2 separate regions of the Homo sapiens genome follow, and region 1 is linked to region 2. Evidence: chromatin loops called from intact Hi-C (ENCODE). Cell type or tissue: Calu3. All regions are shown on one strand.

Region 1 (8,000 bases), 250 kb before region 2:
TTTCTAATGGATTTCATATTAGTTACCATTTTGCTGACAGACAATACCAGCTAATTTCAGAATTTGGGCTCTAATGGTGAGCAAACCTAGGGAAATCGCACTTCTTGGGAAGATAGTACTGGAGAGTTAAGAAGAGAATCTCTGCCTGTGTCTGGTGTTTTAAACAAGGGAAGTGGCAATCCCAGATGGGGAGGAGAGTGTTCACCAAGGGTCATACTCACTTGATCACGGCAGTGTGTTTTCTGATGCCACCTGGGAGGGCACTGGCAAATGGAAATGTGGAGGGATATATGGGATCTAAACTTTAATCATGAGGGTGAGACAAACACATCTGGTCTCCATTGCCCAAGGAGGAAACAGAATGGATAGAGACAAGAATGCAGGGGCAATGACCCTTCCTGGCTCTCAAAAGCAAGGTATCCGCAGCCAAGCTGTTTCTGGGATAAAAGGAGAGATCAGAACTGAACCACCCCTGGGTTCAAGTGCCTGCTTCCTGTTTATTGCAAGAGTAAACTACAGCAGTTGCTGAGTCACAGACTATTCCGTCACATGGAGATTATTGTTACCTATCTACTGCATTGGTAGAATTTCATAGGAATAAAATGTAATGGGTATGTCAGCCTGGCAAGTGCTCGTCATGGACACACAGACTCATTCTTATGCTCACCTATCCCTGTTTATTCTCCACACATTAGCACAACACCTAATGTAAACTTTTAAAATCATGAACAGATTAATGCAGTTTCCCCATTTCAACCCTTCAATGACTTGCTATCACCCAGAGAACAAATTCACCCTTTTCCCCACAGTCTACATGGTCTGCCCATGGCTGATGTTCCAACCTCATCTTTAGCACCCACCCCCCACCCCCGCTTTGTCTCCTGGGCTTCAGTCCCACTAATGGATCACTGCCACTTCACTTGCCAAGAGTAAGCATAACCAGGGCCTTTGCATGTGCTGTTCCTTCTTACTCAAAGCCCTTCTCCAGATATTTACATGGTTCATTCCCTCAGTTCATTAAGGTCTCTGCTCAAAGGACATGTCTCAGAACATGCTTCCCTGGTTTATCAAAAATAACCATCTTTTATGCTTGATCTCCTTACCCAACTTCAGTCTCCTTCTGAAACATTACATTATATATTTATTTATTCATCTTTTGTCTGTTTTTTGTAACACACCATGGGTTCCAGTCCTCTCTATTCCAATGCCCAAATCAGTGCTGGCACATAGATAATAAATGTAAGTGATCTTTGCCTTCCTGCTTTCATTCCCTATCCTCTCTGAATGAGACTACAGAATCTCATTCAGAATATATGAGAATCAGAGTTGTATTTTTATAACTAAAGGAGTCTTGCTCCCTCTCCTACTATTATAGGCACCACCACCTTCGCCTATGAAACCCACATTAAGAGTGCATTCTCTGTTCACTTCCTCTTCTGTGTCCTTACAGCATGGAGCTTCCTGAGCTCTGCAACCACGTCCTCTGCTAGGGGGAAGCTGGAAGGAATCAATTGCTCCCCGGAACTGCCTGCTTCATCTTCAGATCTCCTGCTGCATCTCTCTAGTAAGTGCCTAAGCGCAGCTGTGTGCTCTGCAGCCAATGGCTGGTATCCTTATAGGCACCTGGAAAGCTTTATGAGCCTTTATGGCACTCGATACATAATAAATAATAATATACTCCAAGATGATCATTCTATGACTGCTGCTATAATGAACCATTCAGGGGGAAGTAATAACCATGAGCAAATAGAAAAGCAAACAAAGAAACAATATGTTTTGCTGGACCTAAAATGAATCTAGGAACACAGAGAGATTCATCAGAAATTGAAATATTTTGTTGACAAAGGCATGGAGATAATAGGTGTGTTTAAATGTGCCTTTTTCTGAACAGCTCCACTGTGGTCTGCCAGCACACTGTTCTCCTGACCTCACACTCATGGAGGTGGCACAGGGGGACAGGGGAAGAGAGGAGACAAGCGTGGTCTCCTCGTCATAGTTTGTGACCTGAAGCCATGAGTCCAGTGAAAGCTAGTTTTTCTCTGACTCCAACAGGCCAGCAGTTGGGCTCTCAGAAATGAACAATAATGAGGTATGTGATCCTTTAACAGAACCTAGTCAATAAATATATCCTATACTACAATAACTCTTTTTTCAGCTCCTGTACTGGTCAGAGGGACTTGAGGTACAGTGTTTTACAGTCCTTGTCCCATTGAAGGAATATTGCTGATGTCTGAATGTTTAATAGCAATAAAACACAAGGTGCCAAAGATCGGATTCTGTTAAAAACTAATGGCTATACTGTATAATTCCATTTATAGAGCAACCTTGAAATGAAAAAGTTACAATAATGGAGAACAGATCAATGGTTACCAGGGGTTAGAATCAGAGGAAGAGTGTGATTATACAGATATAGCAGCATGAGGGAGTTTTTTTGTAGTGCTGGAAGAGTTCTATATCTTGATTGTGGTGGTGTCAACAGAAATTTATACATGTGAAATTCCACAGTACTGCATATCATCATCAACATCACCACCACCAACAAAAGCTGATAAAAGTCAAATAATTCCTATGGTTTAATTAATAGTGTTGTAACACTACCGATTTTCTGGTTTTGAAAATGTTACTCTTGTATATAAGATGTTGTCATTGGGGAAAGCTAGGGAAAGTACACACAGGAACCTCCAGTATTATTTTTGCAACTTCTGTGAGTCTTAAATTAGTTCAAAATAAAAATTTGAAAAAAATGCAAAAAAAAAAAAAAAAAAAAACCCTAATGGATATATTCCAGTTCTGTGTCCTTTGGAGTAACTATGTTTTTGTTGTCTTTCCCATTGCTGTGACTACACAATCAGGAGAGAATATATGGAGGAGATATTTTAGGACAATGAAAAGCAAATAGTAGCAAATGGGTTGGAAAGAAGACCAGAATTCAAAGCATCACCACATGGTGGTGAGTTTATGCATTTTTTCCCTATGTTATCCTCTAGGCTGAATGCAATTCAAACTGAAACCAAGAGGTGGTCATTGGCACAAACAGAGAGGCCTCCAGGAAAAACTCTCCCATTCTGGCTCCAGGAGGTGAGAAAGGAACTCTGAAATCTCAAAAGGAATGTGGAAATCCTCTGTTGTCAATGTTGTGTTGCTGTTGTTTATCCTCCAAGTAATATCACAGCAGTAGTGGCAGAAGCCTCGCTATTCAGTGGGGTTGGGAACCCAGGAGTGTAGAGAGAGCTACCATTGCCTTTTTCCTCATATATCATCCTTCCACTTGACCCCAGACAAAATGTAGTCATGGAAGTGCATGGCAGGGCAGAAAAAATAAAGTCACAACACTTTCTCTGGAGGACCAAAAAGAGGAGTGCTAGGGACCCTTTGGAGTCTGTAAAAAGCCACTGGATATACTTTACCTGAGAGACTGTGAAAAGGGAGGACACCAAGAAGACATCCCCCATAAAGTAGTTTAAGAAATCCTGGGTTCACTTTCAGTCTGCACATGCGTGGATCTGATTCTACTGAGCATATAAAGATTTAGAGGACAGAACTAATAACGAGATCATTGACCAAGTCTCAAATCCACCACAGGGTGGCACACATGTGGGCAAAATCTGAATAGCACTGTGAGGCACTGAGCAGTGAACTGAGATTGAATTCACAGCCCACAGAAGGCAAGTTGAAACTTGTAGTCTGAACTTATTCAGGTTGCCTTGCCACTAAGAGAACCATATCAACATTTGCCATAGAATTTAGATAAGAACCAGAGTACAAAACATAATATTCAAAATATCCAGGAATTAAGCCAAAATTACTTGCCATGGGAAAAAAAAAAACCACAAGAAACTTTCAGTTTGCATGAGAAAAGACAATTAACAGTCACAAATGTCAAGATGACACAGATGTTGGAATTACCTGATAAAGACTGCAGAGCATCTATTATTCGAAGGGCCTGAGAAGCAATAGTAAACACTCTTGAAAAAAATGGAAAAACGGAAGGTCAACAAATAAATAACATATAAAAAGAAGAATCAAATAGAAATTTTAGAACTGAGAAGTATAGTAACCAAAATGTAAAACTCACTGGATGGGCCTATTAGCAAAAACAGAGAGGGAAAAAATGAAGAGAGCCCCAGAGATCTGTGTGACAATAATAAAAGATTAAAATGCATGTCATTGGAATTTTAGAAATAAAGGAGAATCTTCATAAATATAATAGGCTATTTTCCTCTTCTCTAGTTTTTAAAATTTATTACATGTTTGAAGCAAAAATTATAACATTCATCTGATAACGTTTTTAATGTAAGTTGTTGTAATATGAAAACTATAACGTAAAGGAAGGAAGGTAAGGGGACCTATGTGATGTTAAGTTTTCTATATAATGTACTAAAATTCTTAGAAGTTTACAAAAAAAGAAAGTGTATATATTTTAATTATAAGAGCAGCCAGTAATAAACAGATGAAGTAAAAACCATAATAGATCAATTAAAACAGAATAAAAGAAACTTAAATGTCACTCAATGAAAACAAAAAAGGAGAAACAAATGACAAATAGAAGTGACAGAAAGCAGACAATGAAATAGTAGAGTTAAATACAAATCTGTTAATAATAATCTTAAACACAGCAATTAAGAGAAATTTTCAGAATGGATTTTTAAAAATTACTCAACTATACGCTGTCTACAATAAACTCACTTCAAAGATAACAAAATAGGTAAATGAAAAGAAAAAGGATAGACAATTATGTCCCATGCAAACATTAACCCACAAAAGCCTGATTGGCTATACTAATATGAGAAAAGGATAGTTCAGAGCAGAGAAAATTACAGGGAGTCCTTGCATATGAAATAACAATAACAATCCTACATGCATGTGTATTTAACAACAGAGCTTAAATATGCAAAACTGACAGAAATTAAAGGACAAATACAAACATTTGTGATTATATTAGGAGATTTCAATATATCACTTAGTAATATAGAGAACTAGAAGGCAGATAGTCAGCAAGGACATTGAAGAATTGAATAAAACTATCAACCAATTGCATATAATTGATGTTTACAGAACACTACACTCAATGACAGCAGAATACCCATTCTTTTTAAGTCCACATGGTACATTTACCAGGATACTCCATAACCTGAATCATTTAAAAAACTTTATGAAGTTTAAAATAATTAAACTCTACAATGTTCTCAGACTTTCATGGAATTAAACTAGACATCAATAATAGAAAGATGACTGAAAAATCAGCAAACATCTGCATATTACCTACCCCACTTTAAAATAATCTGTGAGTCAAAGAGAAAGTTCCAAGATAAATTAGAAAAAAAATAGAACTTAAAGAAAATAAAAGCACAAATAGATCAAAGATGTTGTGTACAGTTAAGGAAGTGATTAGACTGAAATTCACAGCAATAAATGCATTTATTAATTAGGAAAGAAGAAAGTTCTTAAATCAATATTCTATGCTTCTAACTTAAAAAATAAGAAACAGAGCAAAATAAATTCAAAGCAAGTTTAAAGAAGAAAAGAGTAAAGATAAGAGTAAAGATAAAAGATAAGAGTAAAAAATTTTTTGTTTAATTCAGACAACAAATATTAAGTATCAATGAAAGTAAAAGCTGGTTCTTTGAAATAATAAATGAAATGGATAAATATCAAGATTGTTAAAAAAAGAGAAAATATATAAATTACCAACAGTAAAAATGAAAGAGGTGCTCTCACTAAAAATGACATACATGTAAGAAGAATAGAGAGTGAATAGCCAGCTCAACTCTATGCACTCTCTTCAATAATTTATCTGAAATGATACAATTCCTCAAAAACTGTAAACTACAAATTCAGACAAGATGAAATAGACAAATCTTCTTACATATATTAAATAATTCGAATTTGTAGCTCAAGAGTCTCCTGAAAAAGAAATTCCAATCTCTGATGATTTCCCAGTGTAGTTATATCAAATATTTTAAAAAATAACATCAGGTGTCGAAAATGTCTTTCAAATAATAGAATAAAAATTTTGTCTACATAATTTCATGAAGCCTGCATCACTCTGTACCAAAACTAAAGCAGGACAGTAGAAAAAAATGAAAACTACAGACCAATATCTTGCATTAAAAGATGCAAGAATTGTCAACAAAATATTATTAAATTTAATGAAGCTACATAAAAATCATCATAATGACAATGATAATCCACCATGATCAAATGGAATTCATCCCAGTAAAATATGACTTGGTTCAATGTTCGAATAGCAATCAATGTGATCCATCACATTTAGAGTTCGAAGAAGAAAAAATACATTATCAGATCAATTGATGAAGAAAAATAATTTGACAAAATTGAGCATTCATTTATGATAAAAATTCTTTGCAAACCAGGAACCGAAAGGAACTTCCTCAATTTGATAAAAGGTATCTACAAACAAAATCTACAGCTACTATCATACTTAATAATGAAAGTGTGAATGTTTTCTTCTTCAGATTAGGAAAAACAAGGAATCCTTTCTCACTATCCCTATTCAACATAGTACTGGAACTTTTAGCCAATGCAATAGGCAAGAAACAGAAATTATTTTTTAGAAATAAATTAGACATGAATAAATAAAACTGTCTTTATTCACGGGGACATGCTTGTCTGTATAGAAAATCCCAAAGAACAAAGATCAAAAACAAATAACAGATGTTGGAGAGCATGCAGAGAAAGGGAGTGCTTATACACTGTTGGTGGGAATGTAATTTAGTACAGCCACTTTAGCAAACAGTATGGAGACTCCTCAAAGAACAAAAAATAGAACTACCATTTGATCCAGCCATCTCATCATTAGGTATCTACCCAAAGGAAAAGCAATCATTATATCAAAAAGGTATCTGCACCTATGTTTATTCTAGCACTATTCACAATAGCAAAGATATGGAATCAACTTAAGTATCCATTAAAGGATGATTGGATAAAGAAACTGTTGTATGTATATACAATGGAATACTATTCATCCATAAAAAGAATGAAATTATATCTTTTTGCAGCAATATGAATAGAACTGGAGGCCATTAAGTAAAACAAGTCAGTAACAGAAAGACAAATACCACATGTTCTCACTTCTAACTGGGAGCTAAATAATGCGTACACATGGGCACAGGGTGTGGAATGATAGAAAATTGAGACTTAGAAAAGTGAGGAACTAGGAGGACATGGACAATAAGAAATAACTTAATGGGTACAATATATGTTATTCAGGTGATGGATACACTAAAAGCCCCGACTTCACCACTAATCTATCCATGTAACAAAATTACACTTGTACCCCATAAATGCATACAAGTAAAAAATGTCTAAAATAACAAAGTTGACAAGGTTGCAAAAAGTAAGTCAATACTGAAAAATTAACCATTTTTTATATACTAACAATGTACAATTAAAACCAGAAATTAAAACAAAAACAATACCATTTATAATAACTCCAATAACAATGGAAACACTTTGGCATAAATCTGGAAGAAAATCAAATGGAGAATCTGTATGTTGAAAACTATAAAGTACTGTTGAAAGAAATTAAAGAAGACCTAAATAAATGAAGAGACCTACCATATTCAGGCATTACAAGATTTAATATAGGAAAGATATTAATTCTTCCCAATTTGATCTGTAAATGAATTCAGTACTAACCAAAATTTCAGCAGAATATTTTGTATAGACAAGCTGATTCTAAAATTTATGAGGAAAGGCAAAGAAATTTGAATAACTAGAGTAATTTTGCAAAAGAAATATAAATTCATTCTGAGAAATCATACTGTCCAATTTTAATAATTACTATAAATCAAGTAATCAAGTAATCAAAACTATGTACTATTGGTAAGGATCAAACATGTAGATCAATGCAACAGAGTAGTGTCCAGAAATTAACCCACACAAGTGTGGCCAATTTATATTTCACAAAGCTACAAAAGCAATTCAATGAATACAAGTATCCTTTTCAACAAATGATGATAGAACAATTTGACATACAC
Region 2 (8,000 bases):
TATTCTGCAGGTTGTCTCTTCACTGTTGATTGTTTCCTTTGCTGTGCAGCTTTTTAGTTTGATTTAATCTCATTAGTCTATTTTTGTATTTGTTGTCTTTTTTTTGAGGTCTTACATAAAAAGTTATTGCCTAGACCAATGTCATGAAGTGTTTCTCCCATATTTTTTTCTGGTAGTTTCATAGTTTGGGGGTCTAACATTTTAGTATTTAATCTATTTTGAGTTGATTTTTATAAGAGATAAGGGTCTATTTTCATTCTTCTGCATGTAGATATTCAGGTTTTCCAGCATCATTATTGAGAAGACTACTTTTTCTAATGTCTGCTCTTGGCACCTTTATGAAAACCAGTTGGCTGTAAATGTGTGTATTTATTTCTGGGCTCTCTCTTTTGTTTAATTGGTCTACATGTCCATGTCTACATTGGTACCAACCTGTTTGGTTACTATTGCTTTGGGGTATACTTTGAAGTCAGAAAGTGTAATGCCTCCAGCTTTGTTCTTTTTGTTTAAGATTGCTTTTGCTATCTGGGATCTTTTGTAGCTCCATACAAAGTTTAGAACTGTTTTCTTCTATATATGAAAAATGATTATGTTGAAGGAATATCTGCACTCCTATGTTTATCTATGCTTATTACAACACTACTCACAATAACTAAGATATAGAATCAACCTAAGTGCCTACCAATGGATGAATAGATTTTTAAAATGTGTTATACATACAACACAACATAATATTACTTAGCGATAAAAAAGACTTAAATCTTGTCATTTTCAACAAAATGGATGAACCTAGAGGACATTACGTTAACCCAAATAAGCCAAGCACAGGAAAAATGTCACATGGTCTCACTCGTGGAATCTTAAAAAAGCCAATCTCATAGGAGTAGAGAGTAGAATAGTGGTTACCAAAGTTGGGAGAGTAGTGGGGAGGTGGAGAAGGGCAGAGGTTGTTTATTGGGTATAAAATTAGTTAAAGAGGAGTAATGACTTCTGGTGCTCAGTTGCATAGTAGGGTGACTACAGTTAAAGATAGTGTGTTGTATATTTCAAAATAGCTAGAAGAGGGAAGTTTGAATGTTCTCATCACAAAGAAATGACAAATGTTTGAGGTAATTAATATGCTAATTATGCTGATTTGATTATTATACAATGTATATATGTATCAAAACATCACACTGTACCCTATAAACATGCACAATTATTATGTGTCAATTAAAAGACAAAATTAAAAAGTATAGGGAATATAGAAAATCACTACAGAATGTTGAAAGCATTTAATGAATCAAAAACACATATCTAATTCATGCATGTCTAAACAAGTATGTGCCTAATAAATTAGTCACAAGATATACACATATAGAATTACAAAAAAAAAAACTCTAAAACTCTATTAAGTGAGTAATTTCTAAGGAACTTCCTCATTGGTCAAGCAAACCAATGGCCAAAATTATAGAAGATGTGAACAACACAATTTAATGAGCATATAGTTGCGTATCAGACAATATAAAAACACACATCATTCTCAGGCATTTATAATACAGTCCCGAAACTGGATTACATACTAAACAAGAACAAACTATGTTCTTAACCAAAGGTTACAAGATAGAAACAAAAACATAAGATATTGTTACATAGAGAAAAATTTTAAAGTACTTGTAAATAACTCCAAGATCATAGAAAAATCCATAATGGATAGTTCAAAACCATCTAGAACTATAACAACAACAAAACCCCAAAACGATGACCACATAGCTAAATTTATAGAATATAGCAAAAGTGGTAATTCGAGGAAAATATTTAACTTCCAATTCTTATATTAGAAGAGAAGCAAAACCTAAGAATCTATAAAGAGAGTAACATTAATTTCAAAAATATACAAGGAAGGAGATAAGGACAGAAATTAACACAATTATTTATTTACTTAATAAATCTTTATATATTACTTTCTATGTGTCAGGCAGCACGAGTGCTTTGCAGTTATTAACTCTTCTAATCATCATAACAACCTATGAGGTGGATATAATTCCCACTTTACAGAGATAGAAACGGAAGCACAGAGAGTTTAAGTAATTAACACAGAACCACACAGCTAGTAATTGCTGGAGCCAGAATCTGGCTACAGAGTTTGAGCTGTTTCGTTAAAATAGAAAGACTCCAATATACATAAAAGTCAATTATTTAAAAAGAATAATAAAATAGGCAAACCTCTGGGATTATTGATTTGGAGAGAGAGAGAAATAAAGAGTGACAACAAACAAACAATATTATGATTTAAAAAGTGACATAATTAACAACAGAGTAAAAACTAAAATATGAGAGAATATTATTAATTCCTTTATGCTAATAACTTTTAGAAGTTAGAAAATTTGTTTGTTAAAGTTAATGTAAAATAATTCAATAAGAAATAAAACATGAAAATTCTGTTAGCTTTTGAAAAAAATTAAAAGAATTAAAGGTTTTCCCACAAAGAAGTTCTTAACATTTTCATAGGCAATTTTTACTAAATTTACAAGATGCATGTTCTTTTTAGAAATATAAGCAAAAGGAGCATACTGTAACTCGTCTTATAAATCCACTATAATTTTGATCTGAAAAGAAATAAAAATTATTCAAGAAGAAAATTTTACAGGACTATTCATTTTATTTGTCAATATAAATGTAAAATGTCTAAATAAAAGTGTTAAAAATCTTTAAAACAAATTCTAAATAACTAAATACAACAGAATTTATGAATTTTGTTAAACAAATTAATAGAGAAAACCCATGTCATCACCTCACAGAGACAAAGAAAACTTTCCATAATATTTAATATCTTATTTATGATAAAATTATATTAGGAATGGAAAGAAAGTGCTTTATTTTGATAAAAGGGATCTACAAAGTACATTTAATAAACATAACCATAAGTGGGAAAATGTAAAGCAACTGCTTTAAAATCAGAACATAAAATGATGTTCAATATTAACAAATCTATTCAACATTATACTACATGTTCTAGAATATACAATTATAGGGAAAAAAACCTAAGAATTAGATATGTGAAATTAAGAGATATTATTTTCAGATTACGTGTTTATATATAAAACAAACAAAAATAATCTTGAGAAAAACTATTAGCTATAAGAGATGAATTTAGATAAACAAATATAAAATCTCTCTATAAATGTTACTTGTTTTTCTATACACCAAACAATTAGAGAAAACATCTTTAAAGGACAGCATTTACAATAGCAAATAAATCTAACAAAAATGTGCAACATCTGTAAGAGGAAGTTATAAAAATTACTGAAAGTCATTAAAGAATTTTAAAATGAACTGTTAACCCATGATCAAGGAAAACAAGACATAATATGGTAAGGATATCAACTGTCGCTGAAATTGTTCTATACAGCCAAAGAAATGCTAATCAAAAAAGCAACATTTCACAAGGAACTTGGAGGGAATAAAGAGCCAAGAATAGCTAAGACATTTCTGAAGAAGAACTGGGAGAGAGAACCCAACTTAACAGATAATATGATTTATATGATTTATTATTAAGCCATAGAAATTAAGATAGTTCAGTATTGGTACAGTGATAGATCAACTGACCATCACAATAAAATAGAGAACCCAGAAGCAGACCCACATATATATGAATATGAAAATTTGCCTATAGAAAACAGGAGGCATGATAAATCATTAGGCAAAGGACTACTGGATAAATAGAACTGTGGTAAAATGCTTATTCGTAACCTTTTAAAAATGAAATTGTATGCCAACTCATATTATGCACAAAATTTATCTCCACATAGATTCAGATCTTATCTTTAAAAGGAAAAAAAATTAAATTTTAATAGGAAGAACTCCTAATCCTGGTCATAACAGAGGAACTGGTACTAGCACTTCCACCAATAAATAACTTAAAAGCAGAAATAAATATACAAAAAAAAACTGTTTTCAAACACTGGACAAGAGGCAGGGCAGAACTGTGACCGTTGAGAGAAGAGAGACAGATGAAGAGAGTCCTGCAATCTCACCAGAACTCCAAGCATCCAAGCAGAATAAACACACACACACACACACACACACACACACACACACACACACACACACCAAGGAACATTCAAATCAAATTGCTTATTTGCAGGATCTAAAAATCAAAACAATTGAACTCATGGAGACAGAGAGTAATTGGTACTAGCACTTCCACCATAAATAAAAACAGGAATAAATATACAATAAAAATTGTTTTCCAACACTGGACAAGAGGTTGGTTGCCAGAAGGGTGGTTACCAGAGGCTGGGAAGGGTAGTTGGAGGGTAAGTGGAAGGTGGGGATGGTTAATGGGTACAAAACATATAGTTAAAAGAATGAGTAAGAGCTATTATTTGATAGCAAAACAGTGTGACTATAGACAATAATAACTTAACTGTATATTTAAAAATAACTAAAAGAGTATAATTGGATTGATTTGTAACACAAAAGATAAATGTTTGAGAGGATGGATACATTCCCCATGATGTAATTATTTCACAGTGCATGCCTGTATCAAAACATCTCATGTATCCTATAAATATATACACCTATTATGTACCCACTAAAAATACGATTAATTTATTTTTAAAAACCCCACATACAAACTTAACCTAACTGACATTTATGGAACACCACATCCAACAACTTCAGTGCAAATGAACTACTCACCTAGATTAACTATTGTTTTTCTATCAGACAAGTCTCAATAACTTTAAAACAACTAAAATCAAGCAGAAAATATTCTGTGACCAAAACAAAATTAATTAATAAATTAATAACAAAAGCATTTTCAAAAAAAAAGCTCTAAATAAAGAAATTTAAGCAACATATGTGAAAATAACCAATTGGTCAAAAAACTGTAATGAAAATTAGAAAATATATTTTTAGATTTTAATTTTTGTGGGTACATGGTAAGTGTATATATTTGTGGGTTACATCAGATGTTTTGATACAAGCATCAATACATAATAATCACATCAGAGTCAATGGGGTATCCATCACCTCACACATTTATACTTTTTGTTATATTTTGAGCTAAAAAATAATGCACACTCAAATAGCAAAGTTTATGGGACACAGTCAAAGCAGTATTTATTTAAAAAGTTATAGTTCTGAATATTTATATTTTTTTAAAAGAGAAAGGTATACAGTCACTAACCCAAGCTTTCAATTAAGGAGCTAAGAAGAACAAAGTAAGCACAAAATAAATAGAATTAATGGAACACTAAATAGGGGATATCAATGAAATTGAAAAAAAACAGAAAATATATAAAGACAAAAATTCATTCTTGACAGTAACAATAAAAATTGATAAAACCCTATTTAGACTAGTTAAGGAAGAAAAAAATGAAAAAAAAGCATAAATTACCCATCTAGGGAGTAAAAGACAGGGTATCACTACTGATTCTACGAACATGAAAATGATAATAAAAGACTGCTATAAATAATATGCCAATGAATTTGAAAAAATAAAGTGAAAAAAAAAGTTTTGAGATCCAAATGACCAAAACTGACATTAGAAGAACTAAGAATTCTAAATAGACCTGTAACAATTAAAGATATTGAATTCATAATTCAAAAGCCTCATACAAAGAAAATACAGGTCTACATGGCTTTACACAACCATATGGGAACAAACAATACCAATTTCACACAAACAACTTCAGACAGAACAGGGGAAAGGGTACTTCCTAACTCATTTTATATGACCAATGTTATACTCATTCAAAATCAAAGACATTACAAGAAAAAAATCATAGATTAATACCCTTCATCATAATAAATCTAATTCACTTATATATAAAAAAGATATAGCATTATGACTATGTACGTATTTGTCATAGAATTGCAAGGTTGTTTTACCTTTCAAAAAAAATCAGTCAATATAATTCACTCCTCATTAACAGAATAAGGCAACAAATTACCATAACAATCACAGTAAAAATTGTATTACATTCAAAGCTGAATTATGGTAAATGCCTCAGCAACAAAAAAACTGGATAAAGCCCATGTTCAAAAAAACCTTCATTTCACAACATGCTTAATAATAAAACCTGAATACTTTCTAATTAAGTTTGGGGACAAGGATGTCAGCTCTTACCACATCTTTCCAACATTATAGTAAAGGTACAAAAGAAAAAACCACAGAATGAAAAGAAAAGAAAATGAAGGAAAAAAGAGGATGGGAGGAGAGAGAAGGGAGAAAAGGAAGGAAGAAGTTGACTGCCCTTTTGGTCATATATCTAAAAAATGCAAAGAAGATAAGAAAAATATACTAGAATATAGGAACATACTATACATAATATATAGGAATATAATAATAAAATATAGAAATAAAATTCTAGATCTAATACATATTTAACAAGTTCACAGGATACAAAAACCTGGTATCTGTCTACACACCATTAGTTAGCCACTGAAAAATGAAATTTAAAACAACTTTTGAAACAGTGTACAAAACATAAACTACATAATACTAAATTTAATAAGATATATGCAAGGGCTGTGTACTAAAAAACTATTGATGAGAAAAATAAAATAAAACCTAAATAAATGAAAAGATTTGGCATGTTCATGAGTGAAAGACTCAATATTGTTAAGATGTCCAATAAACCCTAAATTGGTCAAAAGATTTAACAATCCCCCCCAAAAAATCCCAGATGTTTTCAGACAATTTGACTCTAAGAAATTATGTGATTCTAAAAATTTAAAGGACTAAGAATAGACAAAATAATGTTTACCAAGGCAGTAAAAGTGAAGAATTTACATCATGTGACTATAAAGCTTCAGTAATGAAGAAGGTGTGGTATTAGCTTAAAGATAAGTGTATTTTAAAAACTAAACAGACTAGAGAGTCTGGAAAAAGATCCACATATACATGCTGAATGCATTTTCAACAAAGATCCCAAAGTAATAAATTAGGGCAAGAAATGCCTTTTCAATAATTAGATATCATATGATAAATAAATAGGTAAATAAATACCTTGATACCTCCCTCACAACACATACAAAACAATAATTCAAAATCAATCATAGCCAGAAAAGTAAAACATAAAACTATAAAATTTTAGACAAAAACATAGGGAAAAATATTTGTGACTTTGGGATGGACAAAGTTTTTTTAATAGGAAACAAAAAGCCATAAAAGAAAGATTGATAAATTGGACCCCATAACTATCATGCTTTAAAAAAAAAAAAGTCCATTAAGGAAAAGACAAGCAAGCTATGGTCTGGGAGAAAATATTCACAATACATACACCTAATTAATGAATGGTATCCAGAATATTGAAGAAATTATATAACTCAATCAAAGAAGACAAGCAATCCAATGTTTTAAATGGGCAAAAGATTTGAATAGACACTTCACAAAAGAACACATTAAGAGTTACCAACAAGCACATGAAATGATGCTCAATATTATTAGTCTTTATAGAAGAATTTGAAAACACAAATACCACTATATGCCCACCAGAATGACAAAAATTAACACAGTCATGCCAAGTGTTGGTAAGAAAGTGGAGCAACTGGAAATTCCATATATTTCTGGTGAGAATACAAAAGGATATAGCCAATTTGGAAAACAGTTCAGCAATTTCTTAGACTGTGTTCTTAGACTATGGCTAGACATTTATCATAACCCTAGATATTTAATTAAGACAAATTAAAGCATACGTCCCCATCCACACAAATAATTGCATGTGAATGTTCTCAGAAGCTGGATTTATGATAACCCAAGTTTGGAAAAAAAAACAAATTTTCATAAAATTGTGATAATATTCATATAATGAAATGCCACTCAAATAAAAAGGAACAATTCAATAAAAAGGAATAAACAAAACAACGTGGAAAACTCAAAAACATTAGGCTAATTAAAAGAAAATTGATATAAAAGATGACTGTGTACTTTATTTGTATGTTCTAGAATAGATAATATTTATAGTGACAGAAATCAAAAACTTGCCTACAATGAAGGGGGCATTCAATTC

Evidence for each region. A loop is a pair of places that touch in the nucleus more often than their neighbours do. Peaks named below come from ENCODE experiments on the same cell type or tissue, not always from the same donor. Only the 100,000 strongest peaks of a DNase experiment are listed, where the experiment ranks them.
Region 1: it touches region 2 in a loop (3-fold over the local background); 2 of 110 quality-filtered maps call a loop at or near these places.

Annotation. Positions count from the first base shown.
Region 1 is chr10:85,544,645-85,552,644 of GRCh38, forward strand. All of the region lies in intron 4 of LOC105378404 (a long non-coding RNA gene), which reads right to left. Among named protein-coding and RNA genes, the nearest start is that of GRID1-AS1, 29 kb to the right of the region's middle. In Calu3, no CTCF peak of the experiment used is centred here; a DNase peak (open chromatin) is centred at 3,597.
Region 2 is chr10:85,798,795-85,806,794 of GRCh38, forward strand. All of the region lies in intron 8 of GRID1 (glutamate ionotropic receptor delta type subunit 1), which reads right to left. Among named protein-coding and RNA genes, the nearest start is that of GRID1-AS2, 160 kb to the left of the region's middle. In Calu3, no CTCF peak of the experiment used is centred here; no DNase peak of the experiment used is centred here.